Regions from separate parts of the Homo sapiens genome. Here regions 2 and 3 are each linked to region 1. Evidence: chromatin contacts called from ENCODE Hi-C or POLR2A ChIA-PET data. All regions are on one chromosome and are shown on one strand. The core of a region is the stretch at or near the end of the contact, and the rest is flanking DNA. Distances in the headings are between cores, read along the strand shown.

Region 1 (4,262 bases), core at 1,147-3,646:
TCTGGGCTTTTAGTGTAACCATCCCTCAAATAGTATACGTGAACATCTTTCAAAAGAAGACACTCCACTGTTTTTTGATGATAATGAAGGATTATAGAGAGAGTACTGGTATAATGGTAATAATTTATTATGCTATACATAGTGTTAATACCTATAGAAAAATAGATAGTTGTCTAAGTACTTGTAGCATAAATTAAGTCACAAGTAAGATTTTTTAATATGCAAAGATAAAATTTCCATATAAGATATGTCTGCTGTAGATTAGTAGGATGAAATATATATATGATTATTGGTATTCATTACTTATCGTGACTGTTGGCCGCAGGGTGGCAAATAGGTGTCAACTTATGTGAAAATTCTAGTTGATCAAAAAGTGCTGCCGGCTGGGCACGGTGACTCATGCCTGTAATTCCAGCACTCTGGGAGGCCGAGGCGGGTGGATCACGAGCTCAGGAGATCGAGACCATCCTGGCTAACATGGTGAAACCTCGTCTCTACTAAAAATACAAAAAAAAGCCGGGCGTGGTGGCAGGCGCCTGCAGTCCCAGCTACTCGGGAGGCTGAGGCAGGAGAATGGCGTGAACCCGGGAGGCGAAGCTTGCAGTGGACCGAGATCGCGCCACTGCACTCCAACCTGGGCGACAGCGAGACACTGTCTGAGGGGGGGAAAAAAAAAAAAAAGATGCTGCCTGGGCTGCTGTGTTCAGAAAGATTCTGAGTCCTCATTGAGAAAATGTGTAATGATGGGTTTCTGATGTTTGGGATGTGGGTGGTGAGTGATGGCCCATCTAAGTACCTAATATTTACTATCCTTAGGACTAATACAGCTTAGAAATTAACTGAAAAGTCAAAACAAATTATATTATTTATATATCCCTGAATATATATATTTAACATTCTATCACACAAAACCAAAAGAAATTTAATTAAATGTTCAGTGAAGGTTTTATTTTTCTCCCTTTAAATCATAGCTAATGACCAGGCCCAGTGGCTCATATCTGTAATCCCAGCACTTTGGGAGGCCCAGGTGGGAAGATCACTTGAGACCAGGAGTTCAAGCCCAGCCTGGGCAACATAGTGAGACCCTGTTTCCACAAAAATTACAAAAATTAGCTGGATGTGATGGCACACACTTGTAGTACCAGCTACTCAGGAGGCTAAAGCAGGGAGGATCTCTTGAACCCAGGAAGTCGAAGCTGCAGTGAGCTATGATTGCAAGACAGCAAAATCCTGTCTCAAGAAAAAAAAACATAGGTAATACTTTCTGTGGTACATGGAGCCTTGCATAATGTTTTCATGTTTGGGACACTTTTCGGTTAGAAAAATAAAGTGGAGAGATGATAGCAGAAAGCATAAGTCCTACTCTTGGCAGAGTTTATAAAAAACCACTTAACATACATACGAACCAAGAGTCAAATTTCTTATAAACTGCTTGGATAGTGAATTCTAGAGTGTTTCTAAATCAGAGTTTACAAGAACTCAAACACATAAACAGTGACAGTGAAGACTGGCTGTAATCCAAATAGCTAAAAATGGTTGAAAAAAATTATAATTACAGCTTGAAAATGTAAGTTATAGAAAATACATTCCTTGAGTCATTGACAGTATAAACATTCTAACTCCAAATGCCTCTCATCTCTAGATAAATCTTCTGGAATTTAAAAAATAAATGTAAGGATTTTCAAAGCTTTTGGTTAATACTGAGAGCACCACAAGAAAGATCACTGAAGGTTTGAGAAACATAATTGGAAAATTTGACTACTTTTGCCACCATACAAATGTATCTGCCTGAAGGGAAAATTTAAACATTAGGACTAGGGTGAGATTAGAGCTTTATGTATAGGATAACTTATGTATAACTAATAGACACCTCCCAAATGAACAATGTGAAAAAGAATAGCAGTCTCATTTTGAAAATACTTTAAAAAAAGTTTTATGTTCCTTAAGCTTCTATTTAAAATGAGTTGACCCTTATCTGATTTGATAGTTAGTTTTCAAAGGAAGAATGAGTCATGTCAGAAATGTTGTCAATTTTGCTTTTATGAGGTTTGGCAAAGGACTTTCTATTTTCTCCATATTTTATGAGATCTCAAAATAGATTTAGGAATTCCCCCCCACCCACTCCCGCTCTAGAGTGAACATTGTGATATTAACTATAATTATTTTAAAAGAACTTTCAGCTTCCAAAGGGCTTTTCACCTATATTATGTAGCTTTGTTAATCCTGTCAACCTGATTCAATATGGAGCGGAGGTGCCAGCATCCTTGTTGTACAAATGACAGCATTAAGACATGGCTGATTAAGGGGTTTTCCAAGGACACATGGTTGCTATGAGGCAAAGTAGGGAGCTAAAACCCAAACTGTCTGACTCACTGATGAATTGTTTTCCAGACCACTTTATGTGGAATGCTATGGGAGGTCTTGAGGAGTATGACTTCTGACTCTTCTTTAAGAACAAATGCCCTTCCTCTACCGACAGAATAATAAAGGTATAGGAATACATGCCGTTTTGTTTTGTTTTGTTTTGTTTTGTTTTGAGACGGACTTTCACTCTGTTGCCAGGCTGGAGTGCAGTGGTGAGATCTCAGCTCACTGCAACCTCCACCTCCTGGGTTCAAGCAATTCTCCTGTGTCAGCCTCTGTAGTAGCTGGGATTACGGGCACACGCCACCATGCCCGGCTATTTTTTGTTTGTTTGTTTTTGTATTTTTAGTAGAGACATGGTTTCACCATGTTGGCCAGGATGGTCTTGGTCTCTTGACCTCATGATTCGCTTTCCTCGGCCTCCCAAAGTGCTGGGATTATAGGCGTGAGCCACCGCACCTGGCTGGAATACAAGCTTTTAATAAAGGCCCCAGAAAATCTCTCTGCAGAAAAAGTTTTAGTGTTGTGCTGCATAATCTTTTTATTATTTCTCCTTTTCTCCTTTCATGCCATCTCCCTGAATGACTTCAGTCCCTCCACAGCTTTGCTCATCATCTGTACTTTGATGACTCCCATCATTGTATCTGCAGCTCAGATTTCCCTTCTTCTGTAGCCTCCAACCTAAATGTGTATCCACCTACTGGATACCTCTACTTGAATGCCTTCCAGAGGAGCCAGAGTCAAACTGTTCCAAAAGGAATTTACTGTCTTCCCTCTTCACCTGCTTCCCCTCTGTGTTTTCTGTATGGGGATTCATGTCATCCTTTACTAAACAAACGAAAACTTGAACTGTATCATTTCTTCCTCCCTGTGATCCCTCATAGCCACGCACTCTCCAGCTGCTGATGATTCAGTTTTTCTAACACTTCTTAAATCCTGTGGGCCTTTGCCATTCTTACTGCATTTATCTAGGTCAGGCCTCCATGATTTTTCCCCTAGATTTAGGCCTACACTTTCTGACTGGCCCCTCTTCTTGCAATCTGTCCTGTTTCTCACTCAGTTTCCACATTACAGTCAGCCATCAATGGCTACCCAAAGGATTTAGGATCATGTTTTAACTCTTTAATGTGGCCTATAGTCTCAGCTATGTGAGAGGCTGAGGCAGGAGGAGTGCTCGGTCCCAGGAGATAGAGGCTGTGGTGAACCATGACTGTGCCCCTGCCCTCCAGCCTGGGTCACAGAGCAAGACCCTGTCTTAAGTAAGTAAGTAAGTAAGTAAATAAATAAATAAATAAATAAAGTGGCCTGTAGAGCTTGCCCCATCTGGCTCATGGTTATTGACCCAGCTTCATGCTATATCTCTTTCTGCCTCACTGTCTAAGCTCAAGCTATATAAAAATCAAGTCTTAAGCTATACTGAGTTTCACGTTGGGACTCTTCCTTTATTTATGCCATTCATAAATGGTAACACTAGTCTGCCATAATGTCCAGTTTTTCACAGTGTGGTGTCCCTTTCTGCCCATTGGAATATTATACCTCTTTGTCCTGCAGACATAGCCAGGTGATTTGTTTAGCCTAGGGAAATGTAAACAAAAGTGACATCTATCATTTTTGGAGGATACCTTTAAAAGCCATGTTAAGGATAATGGCTTTAAGAGCCATTCAGTGTGATCTTTCTTCAGTCTGCCACAAGACAGGCAATGTCCCACATGGAGGATAATTCATCAGCCTATGTCCTGGAAAGAAGACATGGAGCAGAGATGTGGTCAGCACATGATGGCTACAAATGTGAGATTGTAAGGGTCATCCAATGTCAGGCAGACCTACAGAAGTTTTTACAAGGAGGTTTGAGGAATAACAATCTTCCTTAATCTGGCTTATTTGCATGATCTCTTCTT
Region 2 (4,262 bases), core at 1,201-3,700, 46 kb after region 1:
TTTGCTAATCCACCAGGGTGCTGCAAGGGAGCTGGACATAGATCTACAATACCAAAAGTCCCATGGACCTAGTCTCCATCCAGACATAAGGAACCTCATCATTACTCTCCAAGTTTGAGCCTTCCCATATTCAAAGTACATGTGGATTCTCTTGTCCTTACTTGTAAAATATCCTCAAGAGTTCAGGCTTTAAGAATATAAAAGGTAGGTAGAAACAGAAAATGTTTTTTAGGTACATTTAACTGTTATCTACACAATAAAATTTAGCTCTTTTGTGAGAGTGGCAAATAATTCCTTTCTTCTCCTCATTATTTCAGAATTATTTGAGAGGTAGACAGAGATTACCAAGAGAGAGATCATTAGGCCAGCTGTATTACTGATAAAGCTGATTGGAGAGGTGGTTTTAGATGTGTGGCCAAATGCACTAGTAAATACTTTACATCTTGACAATTAGACCTATTCATCCACTTAGTAACCAGCATACTGGACAACTTCAGGTCTCCTCAGAAGGGACAGAGCCCCCTGAGAGAAGGTCAGAACATGAATGGGTAGAGGATGTGACAGGCTGGTTTCAAAAGACAGAGTCTAGAAGGGGCTCCAATCCTACCCCACGGAGAAATTACTTTTTCTTCTATTGTGAGTGCTGTGGTCTCAATGTATGTGCTCCTCCAAAATTCATATGTTGGAATTTAGACCCTGAAGTGATGGTATGAAGAGGTGGGGCTTTTGGGGAAGTGATTTAACAATGAGGGCTTTGCCCTCATGAATTGATGAGTACTTTCTAAAAGTAGTCAAAGGGAGTGTGCTTGTCCCTTTTTAGCCCCTTCCACCATGAGAGGATACAGTAAGGGAGAGGAGCCCTTGCCAGACACTGAATCTGCTAATTCCCTCTTGGACTTCTCAGTCTCTGTAACTGTGAGAAGATTCATTTCTGTTTTGTTATAAATTATCCAAAGTATTTTGGTTTAGCAGCACAAATGAACTAAGAGAATGAGCTTCAAGGCAAAAGGAGCTTTCCCATAGGAGCTTTCATCTCTAATTTTTCAGCAGCAAAAACAAATACACAAAAAACCAACAAGTTAATATTTCAGTGCATAATTTTGCCTAAACCATGGGCTTTCTGAGTACAAACCTTTAAAAAAGAAGATAACTCTCTTGTCCTAATGTTTAGTTAGTTCATAGTAGGTTTTTATTTTCATTATCATTATCATTATCATTATCATTATCATTATCATTATCATTATTTGAGACAGAGTCTCCCTCTGTTACCTAAGCTGGAGTGCAGTGGTGCGATCTCGGCTCACTGCAACCTCTGCCTCCCGGATTCAAGCGATTCTCCTGCCTCAGCCTCCGAGGTAGCTGGGACTACAGACCCATGCCACCACGCCCGGCTAATTTTTGTATTTTTGGTAGAGACGATGTTTTGCCATGTTGGCCAGGCTGGTCTCGAACTTCTGACCTCATGTGATCCACCCCGCCTTGGCCTCCCAAAGTGCTGGGATTACAAGCGTGAGCCCTCAGCCCAGCCAAGTTTTCAATATATATTAGTTATGCATGCCTGCATGAACAAATGAATCATGACTTTTTCATTTTATTTCCCTAAACAGAAACTTTCAGTTGACTTAATTGAATTTATAAGTTATTTCTTATCCTAGAATCCAGCACGTTTTTATCTTGTCCTAAGAAAACTTACCACATTATCTTCTACACTTGCCAATATAATCTTTCCATTCCTGTCCAATGGATCTAGTGAAAATTAGTTGTGCCATGCTCACTTTCATTTTATGATTGTTTAGATTGTATTACTTTTTTCCCTGTTGTAATCCTCTACATCATTCTTCAATCTCGTGTTGAAACTACATATTTTTTCTCATAAATTGCTTATTAAGGAAGCCAAAGTTTTCTCTTCTCCTCAGACTACTATAACTTATACTGATTCATGCAACTCAATTGTTACTTTTCAAATATTTCCTTGTTTGGCTGCCATATATATTTTTTCTCTTCAATTAATAAAATTCTTGAGAATAAGAAACATACCTACATTTTTCCCCCTTGCTTTCATGCCTAGAAGAGCACTGAGCAGATAATAACTGCTAAGTACATCTCACCGACGGTGTTAAATAAACAAAAGCCTGACATGCTACGTAGTTTCCTGCCTGTGCTCTGCAGTTTAATGGCCAACAGAAGGTCTTTTGTGGCAATTTATGTTTCTGAGTCAAGAGCATTGTAATCAAACATCCTCCAAACGAAGTCAGAAGTTAAACTCCTGCCACTGTCTTCCCCTTTTCCAAGCACAGAAGACTATTTTTCTAAGGAAATTCTGAGAAATTATCTTTCATCATAATTAGTACATAATTCCAACTCAGTTAACCTTTGCATGTTACATGATAACATCTCCTTGGTTTAGCTTCAGGAAGTGATGATGTCATACAGTGTAGGTGGGGAGCATATACTATTACAACACTTTTGGAGGACAACCTAGCAATGATATCACATGCCTGAAAATGTATAAAATCTTGGCTATTAAGTTCTGGTTTCTTATCCTGAGGGATTAGTCAGAAATATGTGCAGGATTTAGATGAGAATTTTGTGACATTATGAAAAGTGGAAAACAAGTTCTATGTCAAGAAATAAAGATTGATAAAATAAACTAATATATGTATCGTGTATGTGTGTTATGTGTCAACATAAATGGTTATGAAAAATAAAATAATTTTATCTGTATAAGAGTAAAAAAAGATGAAAATTTTAAAAATTAAAAATTGATTAAGAAATGCAAAATATGCAAACATAACAGATAAAATGGAGGAAGTTATAAACATTTACACAATGGTGATACTGGTGTTTATCACTAGATAAGTGGAGTGATATGTATTTTTCTCTTATTCAATTACTATTATCCTATATTTATTTTGGTTACCTTGGGTTGCTCTGGAAATGAGTAAAAACAGAATTCATTTTAAATTAAAACAAAGGTATTAAAGTATGTAATTGTCTAGGACATTTGAAAAAGATCTATATATTCAATCAATTTAATAACACTTGTGAATACCCAATTAATTCCGGAGAGGGGTTGTGAGGTGGGGTTCACACACTTTTGAGGTAAATGGGCTCTAGGTCGAATAAAAGGATGAAGTTATCAAGGTTTGAAAAATATTTTTTACCTGGGTACACTGGAAAAATCTATCCTTTCCTAGAAGCTAATGGCCTTTATGCACAGCAATCTGCTACAGCAGCCTGCACAATTTTATTTGCCTCCTCCAGATGATGTGCATACTAATTAGTCATGAGAATTCCCTTTTCACAAGGTCAAAGAGTTAATGTTAGAAGCATGGTTTATAGGCACTTCTTTCTTTCTACAAACAATGATAAACTCTCACATTTTGCTTATTATAAATAAGTTTAAAATAACATTGAAAAATAAATATTTTAACAAAGAAAATTAGGGCATTAAGAGGGAGAGACTGGATAATGTGTTCATGGAAGAGGCCTGTAGATTTTATAACAATAATAGTTATCATTTTCATAGTATCTTTTGTCCTGCCTTCATGACAATATTTTAAACAATAGTTACTTAAGATTTTTGAGTGAATTTAATGAATTTCTTATTGTTGCTTTATTCATTAATGTCTAGGTCATTCATTAATTCATGGCATACTTACAGGCAACTTCAGTACTATTGTGGATTCAGTTCTAGACCACTCCAATAAGGCTAATATTGCAATAAAGCAAATCGCAGTAATTTTGTTTGCCAGTGCACATATAAGTTATATTTATACTATAATCTATTCAGTGCACAATGGCATTAAATCTTAAAAAAATGGACATATCTTAACCAAAAATACTTTATTGCTAAAAACTGCTAACAGTCATCTGAGTTTTCTTTTTCCTAGTGAAAGGTCTTGCTTTGAAGTTGATGGCAGCTGATGGATCAGGGTGGTGGTTGCTGAAGACTGGGGTGGATGTGCCAATTTCTTAAACCTACAATGAAGTTGCCTCATTGATTGAGTCTTTGTTTCATGAAAGATTTCTCTGTAGTATGTGATGCTACTAGATAACATTTTACCCATAGTGGAACTTATTTCAAAATTGGAGTAAATTATTTCAAATCTTGATGCTGTATCAATTAAGCTTATGTAATATTCTAAATCTTACATTGTCATTTCAACAGTGTTCACAGCATCTTCACCAGGACTATATTGTATCTCAAGAAACTCCTTTTCTTGCTCATTCATAAGAAGCAACTCCTCATCTGTTCAAGT
Region 3 (4,262 bases), core at 744-3,243, 38 kb before region 1:
TAGACAACTTCCACTGAAGCAATAATAAAGCTTATATGTATAACTTTCAGACCAATTAAGTGTTGCTTATTTTGGTTACATCGTCGTTGCTATCATAACGAGTTTACTTTTTACCACTGTACATAATAGGGTACCTGAAATGATCACTCTTAAAGAAAAAATATGTATAGCAATTTTAGGAAAAGCAACAGACCACTTCTACACTCTGAACCAAGATAAAAAAAAATTATATCAAGTGCTTCTATGCTTACCCATATGTAACAGGAAAGTTTGACGTTTGTACAAAGACAGTTCTAGTAAGTGGTAGAGATGTATGAAATCAAATCAATTCATTAAATAGGCATTTAGTGAAATTACCATAGGAGAACTGATCCTAAAACATCACTATTGATATGTTATAAATGAAGTTCAAATGAAAGAAAAAAAAATCTGTCCTATTTAAAACTCAGCACTGTTTCCATAGGTTCCAAATCAAGATGCCTTCAACCAGTCATCGTTAAGTGAGCCATACAATCTTCTGGCTTACTTCAGAAGATGTAAACTGTTTATCGAGTGCAAAATGAAAGAATAACCATGTGAAAATCAGTGAGCAGAGAAAGACGCACGAAATCCATAGCCTGAAATCACATGACCACATTGCAACGCAGCCCCTCACACCATTGTCACTGTCAGGCAGCTCAGGCGACAGGGTGCAGACAGGCGCGGAGACCGCGGTGGCCCCCTGCTCACGCTTTCTCCAAGAGCCGCAGTCCTAACGAAAACAGAAATGGGACTGCTAAGCAGTAAATCATTTGTCTCTCTCGCACACACGCGCACACCTCGTGGAGCCGCTGGGCAGTTAGCCGGCTGCCTTCTCTGGGCAGCCCAGCGATCGCAGCTTTTGCTGTGGAGGAGGACGCGCCTCTTACCCACGCCGCAGCCGGCCGGGTGAAGTTGCCCTGAAGCCCGCCACCGCCTCCAGCCCTGCTGCCTCCGGGGTCCAGGCATCCCCCAGCTGCGCCCGCTCGCTTGCCTGCCGGCGCGCCGGAGGCCGCAGCGCTGCACGCGGCTGATGGGCTCTGGGGCCCAGGCGCCCTGGCCGTGGGAGACCAGCGGCCCCGGCGCGCCCCGCGCGTTCTCACGGCCCGGCCCCGCGAGCTCAGCAGCCGGCGCGGCGCTGCTCGGCGCCCACCCCCGTCTGTGCTCCTCCCTCGGGCGCCGCGGGTCCCCCGGGCCCTGGGCCGGCCCCTCGGGCGTCCTCTCCTTTCCTCTCGCTCCTCCCCAGCGTGGGAACCCGATGCTGGCTTCCCAGGGCTGGGCAACTGGGAGCGTACCGAAGGTTTCTCAGGAGAGGAAGGAGACCCAGCCCAAGCGGGGGTCCCGGAAGAGGGACCGCCTGTCTGAAGAACCCCGACCCGCGTGGGGATGCAGCGACCACTTACTTGGTGGCTTCGCACACCTCGGGGCTGTGCTTCCGGATCTCTAGCAGCTCCAGGGCGCGCCTCGCAAATCCGCACTGCGAATGGAGAAAGAGAGCAGGCGTCAGGGGTGGCAGGCAGTGAGCGGGAGAGGGGACCCTGCAGTGGCACCTGTCGGTCCCCGCGCGAGTGCACCCTGGGCACTCGCGGCAGCGGCACTTACGCTTGGGTCGCTCATGTCTACCTGTTCAACAGGCTAGGCGGGACGCGGCGTGCCTCGGAAACTGTATCGCCCGCGTGGCTCCCAGACAGTCCTCCTTGCCTTTGTCTCTCTGTGTCTGTGTCTCCCTCTTTGATCACCCCAAAGGAACCCTTGCAGTTCCTTTCCATAAGGCATTCGATTTTTTCAGACCTCTGCCCGCCTCCTCCCCTTCTCCGCACCGAAAGACTGAAAAAGAAAGTAGCAGCCAAAACGCACCATGGTGAGATCACGCCCGGCTGGGGTCTCTAAGCTCCTCCAGGCGCTCCCTCCCCCACAGGTGTCCTCCGCCTGGGTCTGTTCCAGGCTGCTCGCTGCTCTAGCGCAGGAAAAGTGTAGGAAAACTCTGCACTGAAACCTGCTTCTGGAAAACTGACTCTGAGCTGAGTCCCACCCACTAGGCTCAGACTAGGGCAGGGGAACTGAGTCCTGGTCTCTGCAGCCGCCCAATCGCCATAACAGAAATCACTGTGTGGAGACAGAGACCTAGGGGCAGGGGACAAAAAAAAAAAAAGAGAGAGAGAGAGAGAAAGAAAAAAATTGGAGGGGACTCCAGGAAAATTTGGCACACTTAAAAAGAAAAACAAAAACATGTCTTCTCCACTATGCACTGGTGTGGAAAAACTGTAGTTTTCCACAGTTAAAAACTCCAACATTTCTGCTGGGGAAGTTGACATCTGCGCTGATGACTCTCTTGTCCTGGTTTTCAGATTTGAAGCCAATCTACTCATTTGCAGATGCAGTTTTATGGTTACAGAGATTTTACATCTTTTCAGTAAGGTCTGGCTTCTGCCTGGTTCAGTGCATTTAGTTATATTTGTTACCGTTGTGTGTGTTGTGATATTATGCTTTTAGTCACCTTTCTGACTTAAAAAAATCCCATCATGCTGTTCCATTGTGAATTAACAATTAATCATGATCTTTATGTGATCCATTTTCAATTCAGTTCAATTCATGGTTATCTTCCTCTTTTATATCTCCCCCAAGTACACCATCTAATCTGGTCCCATTTGTAAGCTCATCACATTTGCAAACTTTCTCCCAGTCTTGCCTACTGTGCTTGCCTCATAGTGAACATTAATCAGAATCAGGAAAAAAATACATTTAAATAAGTCAGGAACAGTTAAGAAAGTCAGCAATATAAGCACAGGTAGTCACAGAAACTTTTGCCTTCCTGCCATCTCAGAAACTTCTCTTCCTCTACATTTAACCCATGATACTCTCTTAGATCAGTAGGACATTTGTACTAAGAATATTTAGAACTTCAGATGTAGAAGGAAACTTAAAAAATACACAGTAATTCATTAGTAAAAAGAAGAGGGAAGTCATACTATTTTTAAGTAAATGCTATGAACATTCAGAAGAAAATGAGATATTGTCTGACAGGGTTCATAAAGGAACAGTACTAGAGATAGGACTTGAAGGATTGGTTATGTTTGGAAAAAGATAAAATAGAGGACTTTTTTGTTGTTTTTGCTTTTCTCTGACAGAGGGAAACTTGTGAGCAAACATACAGAGGTTGGAAAGGCATGACACTGTTATTCAAGAAACAAGGAGTAATACCATCTGGTAGAAATAAAAAGTACATAAAGAAAAGTGTAGGAAGATACGGTGGAAAGATAGGCCGGGTTCAGATGCCTGATCCGCAGTTGTCACGTGTTGCAGGCTTGTATAAAGACTTTGTTGTTGCTGTTGTCCTCGTCTGTTGATACCATTACCAATATTCCTTTCATTCTGGAAAATGACTTGTTTAACCCATTAATTTCTACTTTTACCATTCTCAAGTTTTATGGCACACCAAACTCCTTGATTAGTATTGCATTTGACCCCAGTACATTCTGCCAGGAGCTACCGAGTTTTACTAAGAGTAGACTCTCAACTGGATAGTGTCTTGTCTTCTTCCTCCTCTATCCTTTCTGACTGTCAGACAATGGGTAAGAAGAGGAAGCAACCAATCTAAACATAAGGGTGGCTAGAACCACCAAAAGGTGACTGCAAAAGACATTCTGTAATCTGGATGTTTGATATGCTCTAAAAAAGTAACAAGAGTTCCTTGTTGTTAGGGAAATACTAATCTTCACAGCCTAATTTCCTAGTAATGAAAATGGTTCATAACGGGATTCACTAAAATGCCTGCTGAGTGGATAAATGAATACCTGAATATTTCATCATCTTCCAGGTCCAATCTTCTTTCTTATAGTTGACTTATGGGTTAAAACCTACTTTCCTCCACTTTATGGAGAATAAGAAAGTTGTCATGACAACTTAATAAAAATGTTAACAAGGAAAATTACTCAGTGTAAAGCAATCTCCTTAGCCATGTTGATGCTGGCAGAAAAGCTCAAGAAATTTTTATTTCCTCTCAAGATGCTTTGTTTTTCTTGTACCTACAACCCACAATTGACAACAGCATGAAAGCATTTAAATGTACATTACTTTCACACTTGCAAATGAAAGGACAATGGCAACTAGAGATAGTATCTAAATCCTTGCTACTCAGAGTATGGTTTCTATATTAGCAGTATCCCATAACCTACAATCTTGTTGGAAATACAGAAGTTCAGGCCCCTCTCTAAACCAACTGAATCAGACTATCCATTAAACAG

Evidence for each region. A loop is a pair of places that touch in the nucleus more often than their neighbours do. ChIA-PET counts read pairs that join two places held with the same protein, here RNA polymerase II (POLR2A). Pooled maps may share reads with other maps.
Region 2: a map of endothelial cell of umbilical vein shows a loop between it and region 1 (5-fold over the local background). The contact joins two enhancer-like sites. A Hi-C loop is called at or near these places in 2 of 168 maps with a recorded cell type or tissue (endothelial cell of umbilical vein and naive thymus-derived CD4-positive, alpha-beta T cell) and 7 of 50 pooled maps. POLR2A ChIA-PET finds 5 or more read pairs at or near these places in 1 of 52 experiments (endothelial cell of umbilical vein).
Region 3: a map of endothelial cell of umbilical vein shows a loop between it and region 1 (2.4-fold over the local background). The contact joins the promoter of GUCY1A1 here to the enhancer-like site in region 1. A Hi-C loop is called at or near these places in 5 of 168 maps with a recorded cell type or tissue (PC-3, Right ventricle myocardium inferior, endothelial cell of umbilical vein and 1 more), 14 of 37 single-sample maps with no recorded cell type and 15 of 50 pooled maps. POLR2A ChIA-PET finds 5 or more read pairs at or near these places in 3 of 52 experiments (CD8-positive, alpha-beta memory T cell, GM12878 and endothelial cell of umbilical vein).

What each region holds. Positions count from the first base shown.
Region 1 is chr4:155,627,410-155,631,671 of GRCh38, reverse strand. No RefSeq gene overlaps it. Among named protein-coding and RNA genes, the nearest start is that of GUCY1A1, 37 kb to the left of the region's middle. Within about 2 kb of position 2,396, at least 2 of the 41 ENCODE cell types and tissues checked have a DNase peak (open chromatin) inside an H3K27ac peak, as active enhancers do; they include endothelial cell of umbilical vein, where a contact is called at or near this core.
Region 2 is chr4:155,581,244-155,585,505 of GRCh38, reverse strand. No RefSeq gene overlaps it. Among named protein-coding and RNA genes, the nearest start is that of GUCY1A1, 83 kb to the left of the region's middle. Within about 2 kb of position 2,450, at least 2 of the 41 ENCODE cell types and tissues checked have a DNase peak (open chromatin) inside an H3K27ac peak, as active enhancers do.
Region 3 is chr4:155,664,579-155,668,840 of GRCh38, reverse strand. It overlaps GUCY1A1 (guanylate cyclase 1 soluble subunit alpha 1), which reads right to left and starts at 1,993. Exons shown (of 10, transcript NM_001130682.3): 1 at 1,876-1,993; 2 at 1,422-1,495.